2 separate regions of the Homo sapiens genome follow, and region 2 is linked to region 1. A link is an interaction called in ENCODE POLR2A ChIA-PET data of the cell type or tissue named here. Cell type or tissue: Panc1. All regions are shown on one strand.

Region 1 (8,000 bases):
GTGTTAGCCAGGATGGTCTCGATCTCCTGACCTTGCGATCTGCCCGCCTTGGCCTCCCAAAGTGCTGGGATTACAGGTGTAAGCCACCGCACCCGGCCTGCAGGAGCTCTTTTTTTTTCCATACCCCAGTGGCGCCTGGAACACCAGTGAGACAGAACCATTCACTCCCCTGGAAAAGGGGTGCAGAAGCCAGGGAGCCAAGTGGTCTGGCTGAGCGGGTCCCACCCCCATGGAGCCCAGCAAACTAAGATCCACTGGCTTGAAATTCTCGCTGCCAGTACAGCAGCAGTCTGAGAGCGACCTGGGATGCTGGAGTTTGGTGGGGGGAAGGGCGTCCGCCATTGCTGAGGCTTGAGTAGACCGGTTTTACACTCACAGTGTAAACAAAGCCACTGGGAAGTTCGAACTGGGTGGAGCCCACTGCAGTTTAGCAAGGCTGCAGTGGTCAGACTGCCAGATTTCTCTTCTCTGGGTGGGGCATCTCTGAAAAAAAAGGCAGTAGCCCCAGTCAGGGACTTACAGATAAAACTCCCATCTTCCTGGGACAGAGCACCTAGGGAAAGGGGTGGCTGTGGGCGAAGCTTCAGCAGACTTAAAGGTCACTGCCTGACAGCTCTGAAAGAGAGCAGCAGACTTCCCAGCACAGCATTCAAGCTCTGCTAAGGGTCAGACTGCCCCCTCAAGTGGGTCCCAAATGGAACCAACCCAAATGCCCATCAATGATAGACTGGATAAAGAAAATGTGGCACATATACACCATAGAATACTATGCAACCATAAAAAAGGATGAGTTCATGTTCTTTGCAGGGACATGGATGAAGCTGGCAACTATCATTCTCAGCAAACTATCACAAGAACAGAAAACCAAACACTGCATGTTCTTACTCATAAGTGGGAGTTGAACAATGAGAACACGTGGAAACAGGGGGGGGAACATCATACACTGGGGCCTCTCGGGGGGTGGGGAGCTAGGGGAGGGATAACATTAGGAGAAATACCTAATGGAGGTGACGGGTTGATGGGTGCAGCAAACCACCATGGCATGTGTATACCTATGTAACAAAACTGCACGTTCTGCACACGTACCCCAGAACTTAAAGTATAATAAAAAAGAAAGAAAGAGAAAAAAGAAATGATTGATGGTGTTTTTCAGAGGACCCCAGTCCCATTATCTGCCTTGGAAATGGGACTGGGGTCCTTTGAAAAACACCTTTTATCATTTCTTACGTTTTTTTTTTTACACAATTAATACCATACCACTGCAGAAAATGTGTATCAGTAAAAAGGAAATAAAACCACTGGCATTTCTACCACCCAGAGAAAAAAATAATAATAAATCTCTTTTGGCCAGGCTCGGTGGCTCACACCTGTAATCCCAGTACTTTGGGAGGCTGAGGCAGGTGGATCACTTGAGGTCACGAGTTCGAGACCAGCCTGGGCAACATGGCAAAACCCTGTGTCCACTAAAAATACAAAAATTAGCCGGGCACGATGTTGTATGCCTGTAGTCCCAGCTACTCGGGAGGCTGAGGTAGAAGGGTCACTTGTGCCTGGGGAGTGGAGGTTGCAGTGAGCCGAGATCGTGCCACTGCCCTCCAGTCTGGATGACAGAGTGAGACTCTGTCTGCCTCCCCTAACAAAAAAAATTTTGAACAAATGTAAGTGCATTCTTCCAAGGACAATTCCTCTTTGGAGAGTTGGTGGACCAGAAGATGTTGTGAAATGTGAGCTCGCTGGATGTTGAGTTTTCCAGGTGCTTAAGTCCTCACTGTGCTGCCCTTGTGACCTTCAGGCCTAGGTCATCAAGATGCACAGCACAGGACAGAAGCCCCTCTAGTCCTGCACCTGGTGACATGGAACTGCTGTGCTGGTCCACACAGACACAGCCTCCAACCAAGCCTGGCTCCTACCCATCACAGTTCTGTAGGCTGCCCATTTGCAGAAGGCCTTCCATCTGACACTCCTCCTCGCCTGCTTGTTCTCCAGCCATGTTGTGGCCAATTTGCCATGAGGAGGTTGCAGTGGCCAAGACTGTTGGAAACTGTGCGGTGTAGCTGGGAGAGAAAGGACACACTCTAAATGTTCTTACTGCCTGTGACGATGCAGCTACAGCGATGTACTAGCTGCTCACAAGCCTGTTCCTTCTTCCATTGTAGGGCATGAAGAATTCCCTTATCACTGGGTAAGAAGGGGGAACAGAAGTTTTTCTCATGCCTAATTTTGCGTTTTCAGTAAGGTCTTTTTCAGCTTGTCCAGGAGAAACTGGAAAAAAAAAGATACTTGAAATAAACTGAAGGACATTTAAACAAAGAAACACTTGAAATAAATTGAAAAGAATTTTTTTTTTCTTTTTTAACATTAACATATTTTGCAGGAAGAAAAAATATAAAGGACACTAGGGGCAAATAAATTTCTGTGTTTACAATAGCAAAGACCTGGAACCAACCCAAATGCCCATCAATGATAGGCTGGATAAAGCAAATGTGGCACATGTACACCATGGAATACTATGCAGCCATAAAAAGGAATGAGATCATGTCCTTTGCAGGGACGTGGATGGAGCTGAAAGCCATCATCCTGAGCAAACTAATGCAGGAACAGAAAACCAAACACTGCATGTTCTCGCTTATAAATGGAAGCTGAACAGTAAGAACACATGGACACAAGGAAGGGAACAACACACACTGGGGCCTGCTGGGGTGGCAGGGGGAGGGAGAGCATCAGGATAAATAGCTAATGCATGTGGGACTTAATACCTAGGTGATGGGTTGATAGGTGCAGCAAACCACCAAGACACACGTTTACCTATGTAACAAACCTGCATGCCCTGCACATGTATCCCAGAACTTAAAAAATATGTGTGTGTGTGTGTGTGTGTGTGTGTGTGTTTAAATGGAAAACCATCAACCAAGAGAGAGCAGTATCCACTCGCAGATTCGGATCCCAGAGTCCTGAGGCCTTACATGTCTGGAATCAATGCATTCTCAACTGGTCCTGTAGTAAGATGCTCATGGGGTTTGTCTTCAAACTCACTGTTAGAGGACTTTTTAAATCACAGGCTTAGCAAACCGGCCAAATTACTGCCACTCTTCTAGGTGGGAACTCTCAGCTGTTGCTGAAGGCCCCAGATGTTCCTGTGCTACTCATTCAGATTCCTCACGGTCACTTACACTCCTTCCTTTTTTGACTAGCAGGAAACAGCAGGATGGGCCAGATTCTCACTTGCCTATCTATCGCTCTTGGATGATTCTTCTCAATTGTGATGCTTCTGTGGCACATTGACCATCTGTACCTCTAGAACCTACACAAGGGATTGCTTCTTCTTCTCCTTCTCCTTCTCCTTCTTCTTCTTTTTTTTTCCTGAGAGGGAGTCTCGCATTGTCGCCCAGGCTGGAGTGCAGTGGCAGTCTCGGCTCACTGCAACCTCCAACTCCCTGGTTCAAGTGATTCTCCTGCCTCAGCCTCCTGAGTAGCTGGGATTACAGGCATGCACTACCATGCCCAGCTAATTCTTGTATTTTTAGTAGAGATGGGGTTTCACCATGTTGGCCAGGATGGTCTCGATCTCCTGACCTCATGATCTGCCCGCCTCAGCCTCCCAAAGTGTTAGGATTACAGGCTTGAGCCACCGCGCCCGGCCAGGGCTTGCTTCTTTTAACCAGCCACGGGCTGGCTTTGTCTGGTGACCTTATCTGCCTGCTATTTCACTGTTCCTGCTTCCATTCACCAATTCCAGTGGTGTAGCATGCTTTCAGCCCTTGGCCGGCGGACCAGCAAGAAGATGGACCTTTACATTCAAGCAAAGGTGGCTTTATAACAAGAAGAACTGAAGGCTGAAACAATCTCTTGCTGCTGCAAAGAACAAATTTTGTGTTTCTTTTTCTAATCTTGAAAAATGACCTCTTGAAGAGATTCCATGCTACTTTCTCTTTCTCCCTGTATGGGACCTTAATGTAGCACAGTGAGACTCAAAGAGGTGCACATTTTCTATTACCAGTGCTCTGGGCTGTGGGGCTTTCAGCTGCTGCTGCCAAAATCTGGTCGTCTAAAATTCTTCCAGTAGAGGCTAAAAGATGATACAATTCCTTAGGGTTCTTAATCGCCACCTGGTTGTTTTCCTATTCTTTGCTATCTACCTGCGCTGGCTTGGAAACCTGCTAAGAAAGGCACAATGTGGTGCTTAGGGCATCTCCAGAAGCCCAAGACCATCAGGCAATTGCCATGTATTCAGAGGGAAGTTTTTTTTTTTTTTTTTTTCATCTGCAACTCAGGAGCTGGGCCTCTGCTACAGGCACTTACAAATGATGTTTTCATTTTAAAAGACTTAACAATCTGATATTCAATATGGCTCATGGTGGAGCTCCAGCATTTCTCCCTCCCTCCTGGTTTACCTACAGAGGTAGACTCAGAAGGAGATTGTGGTCTGCGTTTCCTGTTAGGAACGTATCAGTGCTCATCTTATTATTATAAGCCCCTTACTTTTGCGAATTTAAAGTAGTACTGACAAGCCTGGATTGTGAAGTGGGCTTTGCTTGGTCCTTAGGAGGCTAGCCTAGATTTTGCCACTGGGGAAGATCAGTTTTCAGTTTCCCACAGTATGCTGTTTTTTTTTTTTTTTTTTTTGGAGACAGAGTCTCACTCTGTTGCCCAGGCTGGAGAGCAATGGCATGATCTCAGCTCACTGTAACCTCCACCTCCCGGGTTCAAGCGATTCTCCCTGCCTCAGCCTCCAGAGTAGCTGGGATTACAGGCGACCACCACCATGCCGGGCTAATTTTTGTATTTTTAGTAGAGACGGGGTTTCGCCATGTTGGCCAGAATGGTCTCCAACTCCTGACCTCAGGTGACCCTCCCAAAGTGCTGGGATTACAGGAATAAGCCACCATGCCCGACCAGTATGCTGCTCTTGTAGTGGCCTTCTTGAGTCCACTCTTACCTCTTGGTGTAGAAGTTACACTGCTATGTCAGTGTAACTTCTGAGGTCAATGTTTCCAAGTGAGATGAAGCCAGTGCTTTGAGCTGGGCTTTGAGCACAAGTGAGCAAACACCAACATTCTCACACTCTTTTTTTTTGAGACGGAGTTTTGCTCTTGTCGCCCAGGCTGGAGAGCAATGGCACGATCTCGGCTCACTGCAACCCCCATCTCCCGGCTTCAAGTGATTCTTCTGCCTCGGCCACTCCAGTAGCTGGGATTACAGGCTCCTGCCACCACATCCGGCTATTTTTCTTTTCTTTTCTTTTCTTTTTTTTTTTTGTATTTTTAGTAGAGACAGGGTTTCACCATGTTGGCCAGGCTGGTCTCAAACTCCTGATCTCAGGTGATCCACCCACCTCGGCCTCCCAAAGTGCTGGGATTACAGGCATGAGCCACCGTGCCTGGTCCCAATTTGCTGTTTCCCAGAAAATCTTATTTCTTTTTATTTAGAGAATGCATGTCTTTTGTGTTAAGAAACCAAAGAGAAATAAAGAACACTTCTTATATATATATATTTTCTATATAATTCCATATAGATCCACCTAAGGTTTTATTAATTAAATGAGAAGAGAATTACTGTTTTTAACCCTAAAGGGTATTGATTATGGTAAAACTGTCAATAAAAAATGGGTTGCAGGCTGGGCACGGTGGCTCACACCTGTAATCCCAGTACTCTGGGAGGCAGAGGCAGGAGGATTGCTTGAGGCCAAAATTTTGAGACGAGCCTGGGGAACATGGCAAGACCTCATCTCTCCAAAAACCTTATTTATTATTTACTTTTATTATTATTTTTTTGAGACAGAATCTAGCTCTGTCACCCAGGCTGGAGTATAATGGCACAATCTCGGCTCACTGTGACCTCTGCCTCCCGGGTTCAAGTGATACTCCTGCCTCAGCCTCCTGAGTAGCTGGGATTACCAGCACCCACCACTGCTCCCAGCTAACTTTTGTATTTTTAGTAGAGACGGGATTTCACCATGTTGGCCAGGCTGGTCTCAAACTCCTAACCTCAAGTGATCTGTCTGCCTCCCAAAGTGCTGGGATTACAGGCGTGAGCCACTGTGCCTGGTGCCAAAAAACTTTTTTAAAAAAATGTTAAAAAAATAAAAATTATCACGCCACTGTACTCCAGCCTGGGTGACAGAGTGAGACCATATCTCAAAAACAAAACCAAAACACCTTTTTAATTTAATTGTAGATTCACATGCAGTTGTAAGAAATGAAACAGAGAGATCCCATATACCCTTCACCCAAATTACCCCCACAGTCACATCTTGTGTCACTACAGGACACTGTCACAACCAGGAAATTGACCTTATTTGATTTAATCAGTTTTACGTGTGTGTGTGTGTGTGTGTGTGTGTGTGTGTGTGTATTTAGTCCCATGCAGTTTTATCACATGTAGATACATGTGACCACCACCGCAGTCATGAGACAGAACAGTTCCATCACAAAGATCCCTTGTGGTAACTTTTTTTTTTTTTTTTTTTGAGACAGGGTCTCACTCTGTCATCCAGGCTGGAGTGCAGTGGCATGATCTCAGTTTACTGCAACCTCTGCCTCCTGGGCTCAAGCGATTCTCCAGCATCAGCCTCCCAGGTAGCTGGGACTACAGGTGCACACCACCATGCCTAGGTAATTTTTGTATTTTTTGTAGAGATGCAGTTTCACCATGTTGCCCAGGCTGGTCTCGAACTCCTCAGCCTCCCAAAGGGCTGGCATTACAAGCATGAGCCAACATGCTGGCTGATTGTGCTAAGCTTTTCTAGCAACAGCCATCCCCCTCCCTTCTCCAACATCCTTGAGCCCTGGCAACCACAACCCTGTTCTCCATCTCTATAATTTGCCATTTCAGGACCATTATATAAATGGAATTGTACAGTATGTAACCTTTTGAGATTGCCTTTTTTTCACTCAGCGTAATTCCCTGGAGAGTAATTTGGGTTGTTTTATATGCCAAAAGTTCTTTCCTTTTTTATTGCTGAGTAATATTCCATGGTATGTGTGTACCATGGTTTGTTTCACCATTTAAAAAGTGAAAGACATTTTGGTTGCTTCCAAGTTTGGACTGTCATTAATAAATCTGCTAGTTCATTTTCCTACTTAAAAAAAGTTGACTTATTGTCTACATCAGTGATCTTTATACTTGAGTCCATGAACTCTTAGGGAGTCCATTAACATCCTAAAATTCTATTCAAACTTGTTGTTTTTCTTTGAAGAGGGTCCATTGCTTTAGGTGAGAGAGACTCTTACTCCAGTACTCATGTTTCCATAGAGGAGAGGTGACTTCAGTACTCTCTAGGAGACACATTTCTTTTTTTATTTTAATTTAATTTTATTATTATTTTTTGAGACAGAGTCTTGCTCTGTCACCCAGGCTGGAGTCCAGTGGTGCGATCTCAGCTTGCTGCAACCTCTGTCTCCTGGGCTCAAGTGATTCTTCTGCCTCAGCCTCCCGAGTAGCTGGGATTACAGGCACCCACCACCATGTCCGGCTAATTTTTGCATTTTTAGTAGAGACGGAGATTCACCATGTTGGCCAGGCTGGTCTCGAACTCCCGACTTTAGGTAATCCACCTGCCTTGGCCTCTCAAAGTGCTGGGATTACAGGTGTAAGCCACCACGCCCAGCCTAGGAGGCACATTTCTACTCCCTCTCCACCCTTTATTTGCTTCTCCCCACAGGAGGAGGAGTAACTAATACTTAGGATGGTCTGCTTTTCATTGGTCCCAGTTCTGGGCCAGGTTAACATGTTCAAGGTCACTGCAAATAAATGATCTGACCTCTTGCTCCATTTGTCTGTACAAATGGCAAATATTTTGTTTCCTGCTTCTGTGGCCAGGTCATGGCTTCTCCTGCCTGTGGCTGGATGGCTAATTCTGTCTAAATTAGGAGGAAGAAGTAGGATGTCCATTTTGGCCTTGGGGCTCTTCTATGTTCTCCAATACAGCATTAATATTAGCAAAGCTCATACTTTAACTCCCATCTCATTCTGTATATATTTCATTTTTTTAAAAAAATGTG
Region 2 (8,000 bases), 260 kb before region 1:
TGTGGTTCTTCTGAACCAGGGTGTAATAGGCTCTTTCCATTCATTACATACCCAGGCTATCCTTCCCAGTCCCTTCAAAGTTTAACTACTTGGTCTTGACCTCAGGTTAGAAAAAAAGTTTCCTTTGCAAAGACTGTCCTTTTCCCCCCTAGAGACTGCTGCTCTCAGCAGAGCCTGTTTCTTGAATAGCTGTGATTAAAGATAGAGGCTGTTTCTCTTCCTTCTCTGGGCTCTGAGGAAGCTGGTCTTCCCCACAGGGCTGCATTTGGGGCATCTCCTTCTGGACAGTCCTCCATTTCCTGCATTTCCTGGTAAGGACACTAGTTAGCCCAGCCAGCCAGCCAGCCAGCCTTTGTTTGGCTTGGCAGATTCCTGGTTAACAAATGTCTTTAGGCAAAGACATTTAGGAAAATGTTCAAAAAACTTGATTCTGGGGCTTCAGGAATGAGCCTATGACCTATAACCCTGTCCACCTTTCGTTTTACTACATTCCTCACAGAGCCAGTACTCATCCTGTCTAAGGGACACGTTGCTTTTGGTGCTCCAATTAGGCATGCCCATAATCAATCATTGAGTTAACTCATAAATTATTCCTTCAGAGTCCACAATGTGCTAAACTCTGTGTGGCAGACAGAGGAAGTGAAAGGCAGGACCCTATCTTTGGAGAAAAATATTTCTCTCTCTCTCCCCCCACACGCACAACTCAGAGAAAACATTTAGCCTTGAGATAAGGTGGTAGATTAAGGGCAAAATTATTAGGGGGAAGGGGAGCAATCGGTGTCAACAATGTTTGGAAAAGGAAGAGTGAGATGCAGTAGGGGGAAGTGGCTGTAAGCTGGATTTGACAGATGAGCTGAATTTGAAAGTATACTAACTGTTTTATCATCCCATCACCCTTGAGTAAAAAATCTCAAACAATTCTTCACTGCTTCCAGCACCACATCCTGGCATTCAAGGCCTTCAATCACATGGCCCTGGCTTCCTCCTCCAACAGCATATTTTATTATTCCCTTCCACAGGCTTTACTGCCCACCCCCATGTATTTCAGGTCTCTAGACATCCTGACTCATCCATGTCTTGGCTTTCTCCCTGCTTCCACCATCACTCCCTTCCTGCCTCCAGCTCTCCAGTATTACCCATATCTCACCAAGTTCAAAAGTGATCTCACCCATGAACCCCTCCCTGCCAATACACTACTCAGTTATGTACGTTATAACACATAAGGCATGTCTCTTTCATTTGACACATCACATATAAACCACTTGCTGTAATAGTTAATATTGAGGCTTTTATGCTACCAGGCATTAGACTAAGCATTTTGCAAATATCACTGCATTTAATCCACAGAACAATCCTGCAAGGAAGATGCAATTATTATCCTTATTTTATTAGTGAGGAAATGAAGGCTCAGAGGGTTCACTGGGCCAACGTCATACAGTCAGTAAGTGGTGAAGCTCGCCTTCGCATAGCTTCTCCTGTCTTGTTACGTGGGTATGGAGAGGCACATCACAAGTACACCATTCTTATATGAGTTGGCTGATATACAGAAGAAATTGAGAGAGAGAGAGAGAGAGACAGAGAGCAAGATCATGTAAGCAATTGAAAATTATGTGGGCAATCCTAACTATTATTCTACTCAACAAGTTTTGCCCTGGAGTTAAATTGAGTTGAGAGACGTGAATCTGATGTTCCTTCAGATGGTGTCAGTTCCTGTGGGTTTCTCATGGTGAGATTCTCATGCTTAAATATGTGCGCTTTAAAAAATTCAACACAGCCTCTAAGTGCAAGCCAATTGGCTTGGTTCTCAATTAAAGAAAAAGTGATCTGGTACAAGGTTGTAGGGGAAAAAAAACAACTGTGTTTGACTTATTGAAAAATGGTATGTCTGTCTCTAATATTGAACCTCTCAAAGGAATTTTCGAGGTGCGTTTTGTCTATAAATGATTTTTTTTTCTCATCAAGAATCTAACCCCTTATAAGACAGGACTTTGCCATATGGGTCTTGTTTCCTCAACTGGTGTGAAAACTCTGTGTGAGTAGAGCCTGTGTCTAAACTTCTTTGTATCCCTGCCCCTAACAGTGCCTAGGAAAGTAACTTGAAACTAATAGGGGCTCAACAAGTCAATATCAAAAATTATTCATTAGACATGTTAATTTTTTTCAGCAAGTTTAAGGTTCCTAAGATACCCTCCAAGCTCCCTAGAAGATGGAAGGGAAGATTTGTGCAATAGCTTATATCCTATGACCTGTTGGCATCCTCTGTGCTATTTCTAGAAATGGAATCTGTCTGTTCCCATCCCTAGCTGGATCAGCTGAGCACCTGGCAATTTCCTATTGATGCCTGTTCAGCTGTCACCTTCAAACTCCTGGTTCTGTTTGCTCAATGCATCTCCTTGAGCAGGCCTGACTATTTTGGGTGTAAGCTACAGCTGTCAGCGTTTCAGGCATACCTCACGTATTTCTAGAATTAGTCGGAAATATTTGAAGCTTGAAAAAGTAACTATAATGTTCTGAGTACGAAGGAAATATTTAGGCAAGTATCAACTGGCAGCATATAATGCCAGCTAAGAAGAATCAAGTCTCTGGTGATAAAGGGAGATGAGAACAACATAGCCAACCCATCTTGGGTTACTTGCATTTTAGTACCACAGGGTGAGTTACCAAACTATTTATATCATTTTTATTAGCATACGATTGAGGAATTGACCAAATGTGAGATTGTTTGCTATAAATCTGAAATGACAGACTGACTGAATACATTTGCTTTGTCCTATTAGAGATCATCATAATTCCTCAACTAAAAAAGTCATTCTGGCTATACATACATCCTAAGGATGTTTTGAAAGTCAGGTTGTACCTCTTGACCTCATTCTTTTTAATGTTTGATAATCATTTCTGTACTCCAGTCTGATAGGATACAATACTGACCTGGAGCAATTACACTGTGACTCTGTACCAAATTATTAAGATATGATTAGTTCTCTTGGAGTCAGGCCCAGGAAAAGTAGAGAATAAATTTTGTGGAATGGCAAGGCCCCAATGCAAGAGATATAGGTGATAGAGAATTCTTCAGATTCCAAGATCCAGTTAAATTTGGTGATTTAATAGAGGCCAGGTCAATCATTTTTTCTTTTACATCTAATGCTTATTTTGGATGCCTTTATTTGGCTGTGCTGGGGGGGATATCAAATCCCTCTTCAATTTTGCCTTTTAATAAATTACCTTTTATAATATGTAATGGCAGAAACAAAAACTAAAATAACCAGAAAGCTCTCTAGCATTGAGACCCTCCAGATACAAGCTGTTAGTGGAACTAAAGGCTGTGGAAATGGAGGAAGTGATTGTGGTGCCTACAAGACAAAGACCAGGAACTCAAACTTTCAAAGGACCCATTACCTTCACTTTCTGTCTGTATCTACAGACTGCTTTCCAGATGATACTGATGCAGGTAGAATAAAGACTACACTGTGAAAAACACTTCTTTAGAGGCTAAGCCCAGTCATGACCATGGAGGAAAGTAAAACCTTAATGCTTGTCACCTTTAGAATCTTTTAAAAATTTACTTTTCATGGGAATATGTACCTTTGTGATCATTCTAATCCTGTTTCCTTACAGCCAATAAATTATTGATAAAAGTTTGCTGAATTAGATCATGTGCTGGAAAACTTGAAAACTTAAATTTTCAGCCCTAGCACTGATTCGCAGTCTAACCTTGACTTAATCAGTTAGTTATTTTCCCCTTTTGTAAACTGAAAGGCCATCTAAGAAACATCTGGTAAGTTTTAGATGAAAAGCACTGAGAAAACCCTTGTATCACAAGAGGGATTTTTTTTCTCCATCTAGGATTGCCAGATTTAGAAAAAAAAAAGACATCCAGTTAAATTTTAATTTCAGATAAACAATGACTTTTTTTGGTATAAGTATGTCCCATGCAATATTTGGGATATACTTATACAAAAAAAATCCATTGGTTATCCAAAATTCAGATTTAACTGGCTTTCCTGTATTTTATCTGGCAACTCTATCTACCACCACCCTTTTCCTGGAGCCTGCACTTTCCAAGACTTGGGCAATAGCAGAGGGACTTTTGTAACTCAAGGCCAGGAAGGAAATGAGCACTCATTTTGCATGGTACAGTACAGGAGAAATGCTAGCAGGAGACTAACCTCCCATACTGGAGAAATCTAAGTCTTTTCTGTTGATGGGGAGTGGGTGGGTAATGAGGGGGAGTGGAGGGGAGGATAGAGAGAGATTAGGCAAACACATACGTGGAATCCCAAAGAATATCCAATCAATTATTCAAAAAACATAATCCAACTTGTTTTTCTTACAGCCTCAGAGAAAAATAGAAAACCAGGGACTTCTTCATACAGAAGACTGCCTTCATTTTCCACTGCAACCACCAAAGGGAATTAGGCATTTCTATACCAAACAGCACAATCTGGGAGTCGTAGCTTGGCTCCTTTATTAACTCCTGTATCAATACACAACTGAGAATCAAGAATTTAGATTGCAAAATTTACTGTGCTCTAAGTGTTCCACAGGCTCTTCTCCCCAAGGTCAGGCTTGCAAGCGGCCCTCAGCTTCTTGTTCTATGTTGTTCTGCTTTGAAAATGTCTGTTTGGCCGGGCGCGGTGGCTCACGCCTGTAATCCCAGCACTTTGGGAGGCCGAGGCGGGAGGATCACGAGGTCAGGAGATCGAGACCATCCTGGCTAACTCTGTGAAAACCCATCTCTACTAAAAATAGAAAAAAAAAATTAGCCGGGCGGGGTGGCGGGCGCCTGTAGTCCCAACCACTCGGGAGGCTGACACAGGAAGAATGGCGTGAACCCGGGAGGCGGAGCTTGCAGGGAGCCGAGATCGCGCCACTGCACTCCAGCCTGGGCAACAGAGCGAGACTCCATCTCAAAAAAAAAAAAAGGAAAGAAAGAAAGAAAGAAAATCTCAGCTCAACTTTCTTCCAAGGCACAAGTCTTTCTTTCTCACAGTTGCTGTTGACCTTCACTCCTAGTTCACCTTTTCTGCCTCCAGCTCTCCAAGAGACAACATATCTCCCTGTTATCATTCTGATATACCTGCCTAAATATGGATTTTCAGTAGCAAAGCAATTGCTTTGCTCTGAATTCAGCCAAATAGGGGTACTTGGAAGTCATAGGTAACTGATAAAGGTGAGGATGGTTTCAAAAATTAAAAGAATGTTCTTCCTGATAAAAAGAATGTATGGTCATTGTAAAAAAAAAATCTAACACAATACAAAAGAAAGGAAAATAGAAGACCTTTTATCACAGGACCTAGAGATAACCACTCTTAATATTTTGGTTAAAGTTTTATATTCATTCATTCGTTCATTCATTCATTTATTCATTCCTTCAACAAATATTCATCTGTGTCTACTGGATACTTAACACTGTTTTAGGCTCAAGGGATACATCTATAAACAAAGTGGAAAAACAAAACACTAGCTGGGCACAGTGGCTCACACCTATAATCCCAGCAGTTTAGGAGGCCAAGGAGGGAGGATGACTTGAGGTCAGGAGTTCGAGACCAGCCTGGCCAACATGGTGAAACCCCATCTCTACTAAAAATACAAAAATTAGCTGGGCATAGTGGCGCGTGCCTGTAGTCCCAGTTACTTGGGAGGCTGAGACAGGAGAATTGCTTGAACCGGGGCAGCAGAGGTTGCAGTGAGCAGAGATTGCACCACTGCACTCCAGCCTGGGCGACAGAGTGAGACTCTATCTAAAAAAAGAAAAAACAAAAAAACAAAAACTACCATCATGACCCTATTTACATACATGCTCTGACACATACACACATATAATTTTACACTGATGTCTTCATACTATATAGGCTACTTTGTAATCTGCTCTTGCATGTAAGAATGTATTATGGACTTATTTATATGTCAATAAATATTGATTGGTATCATCGTTTTAATGTTTGCCTAGCATATTCTGTTATAAATATATATATATGCATGCCATGATTTAACTATCTCTCTATAGACATTTATTTCCAATTTTTACTATTATAAAAATACTGTGGGCCAGGTGCAGTGGCTCACACCTGTAATCCCTGCATTTTGGGAGGCTGAGGTGGGTGGATCACCTGAGGTCAGGAGTTTGAGACCAGCTTAGCCAAAATGATGAAACCTTGTCTCTACTAAAAATACCAAAAATTAGCCGGGTGTGGTGGCGCACACCTGTAATCCTAGCTACTCAGGAGGCTGAGGCAGGAGAATCTCTTGAACCTTGGAGGGGGAGGTTGCAGTGAGCCGAGATAGTGCCACTGCACTCCAGCGTGGGCAACAAGAGCAAAAACTCCGTCTCAAAAAAGAAAAAAATACTGTGATGAATACACTTCTGCATTTATATCTTTACATGCTTGTCCAGTCATCTTATTAGGATAAATTGCTGGTTCTATCCTATCTTGCTTGCTGTTTCTTCTCAGTCTCTTTTGCTATCTTCCCCTTCTGTGCTTGATCTCTCCATGTTAAAGTATTCCAAGGCTAAGTCCTTAGCCTTCTTTTCTAGTGTCATTACACCCTAGATGATCTCATACAATTCTATGACTTGAGTCATTATCTATATGCTGATGACTACTAAATTGATATTTACAATCTTGACATCTCCCCTTGAGCTCTGGACTCACATATCCAACTGTCTTCTTAAAATATCTGCTTGGATAGCTGCTACAGAATTTCAAATATAATGTGACCAGAAGAGAACCCTTAATTCTGCCCCTAAAATATATTCCCATGCTGGTCTTCCATAATTCAGAAAATGGCATCACCATCCACCCACTTAGGCCCAAAATAAGGCACCAACCCGGTTTCTCCTCTTTTCCTTACCCTCAGCCTCCATATATTGAATCTATCAAGTCTTTTCAAGTCTACCTCCAAAATATACTTCAAATCTCTACCTTTTTGTCTACATTTACTATGATATTCACTTACTGTCATCTTAATCCAAGCCACTTCAATCTCTCATCCAGGCTACAACATTGGCCTCTGATATGGTTTGAATGGTTTTTGTCCCCTCCAAAATTCGTGCAGGAACTTAATCCCCAATCCAACAGTATTAAGAGGTGTGGCCTTTAGGAGGTGATTGAGTCATGAGGAGTCTTCCTTCATGAATGGGATTAAATACTTTCAAAAAAGGGCTCGATAGAGGGAGTTTGTCCCTTATTGCCTCCTCTGCCCTTCTGCCTAATGAGGACACAGCATTCCTCCCCTCCAGAGGATGCAGCAATAAGGCACCATCTTGGAAGTGGAAAAAAGGCCTTCACAGACACCAAGCCTGCCAGTGCCTTGATCTTGGACTTCCCAGTCTCCAGAACTGTGAGAATAAATGCCTATTGTTAAAAAGTAACTACGTGAGATGATGGATATGTTAATCTGCTTCATCACAATAACCATTTTACTATCTATATGTGTCCCATACATCATGCTGTAAACCTCAGATGTACACAATAAAATTTATTTTTTAAAATTTCTGTTGTTGGTTAATTACCCAGTCTGCAGTACATTGTTATAGCAGTGCAAACTGACTAAGACAGCTTCTTAACTGGTCTTTTGGCTTCACCTGTTGCCCTTCTAGAGTCCTGACCCTACACATTAGCCAACGTTATCTTTTAAAAAGTATAAATCAGTTCTTGTTATCCCCATCCTGAAATCCCTTGATTTCAAATCACACTCAAGATCAAATAAAAAATCATTACAAGTCTACAAACCCCCTGTTTCTTCTAGCCCTGGTGTAACTAATCTACCCCATCTCATGTACACTCTCTTCTGCTAATGAAACACCAGTCACAGAGTCCTTTCTATTTCTTCAGCACAGTAAGCTCATTCCTGCCTCAGACCAGAAATGTTTCCTCTGCCCAGAACACTCTCCTTCTGAATTTCCAGGTTCCTGCCTCCTAATTTTTCAGATTGTACCTCATATATCACTGCTCAGAAAGGTCTTTAGTGATTACCTCATATAGACTAGCCTCCACCCC

What was found. Peaks named below come from ENCODE experiments on the same cell type or tissue, not always from the same donor. Only the 100,000 strongest peaks of a DNase experiment are listed, where the experiment ranks them.
Region 2: POLR2A ChIA-PET joins it to region 1 with 5 read pairs; 2 of 35 experiments call an interaction of 5 or more read pairs at or near these places.

The regions. Positions count from the first base shown.
Region 1 is chrX:134,951,073-134,959,072 of GRCh38, forward strand. LINC02243 (long intergenic non-protein coding RNA 2243) reads left to right here. Exons shown (of 3, transcript NR_134925.1): 3 at 1,793-2,310. Among named protein-coding and RNA genes, the nearest start is that of LINC02243, 5.5 kb to the left of the region's middle. In Panc1, no CTCF peak of the experiment used is centred here; no DNase peak of the experiment used is centred here; H3K27ac peaks cover 5,771 bases.
Region 2 is chrX:134,692,124-134,700,123 of GRCh38, forward strand. It overlaps a transcript of PLAC1 not described here. Among named protein-coding and RNA genes, the nearest start is that of PLAC1, 38 kb to the left of the region's middle. In Panc1, no CTCF peak of the experiment used is centred here; no DNase peak of the experiment used is centred here; H3K27ac peaks cover 260 bases.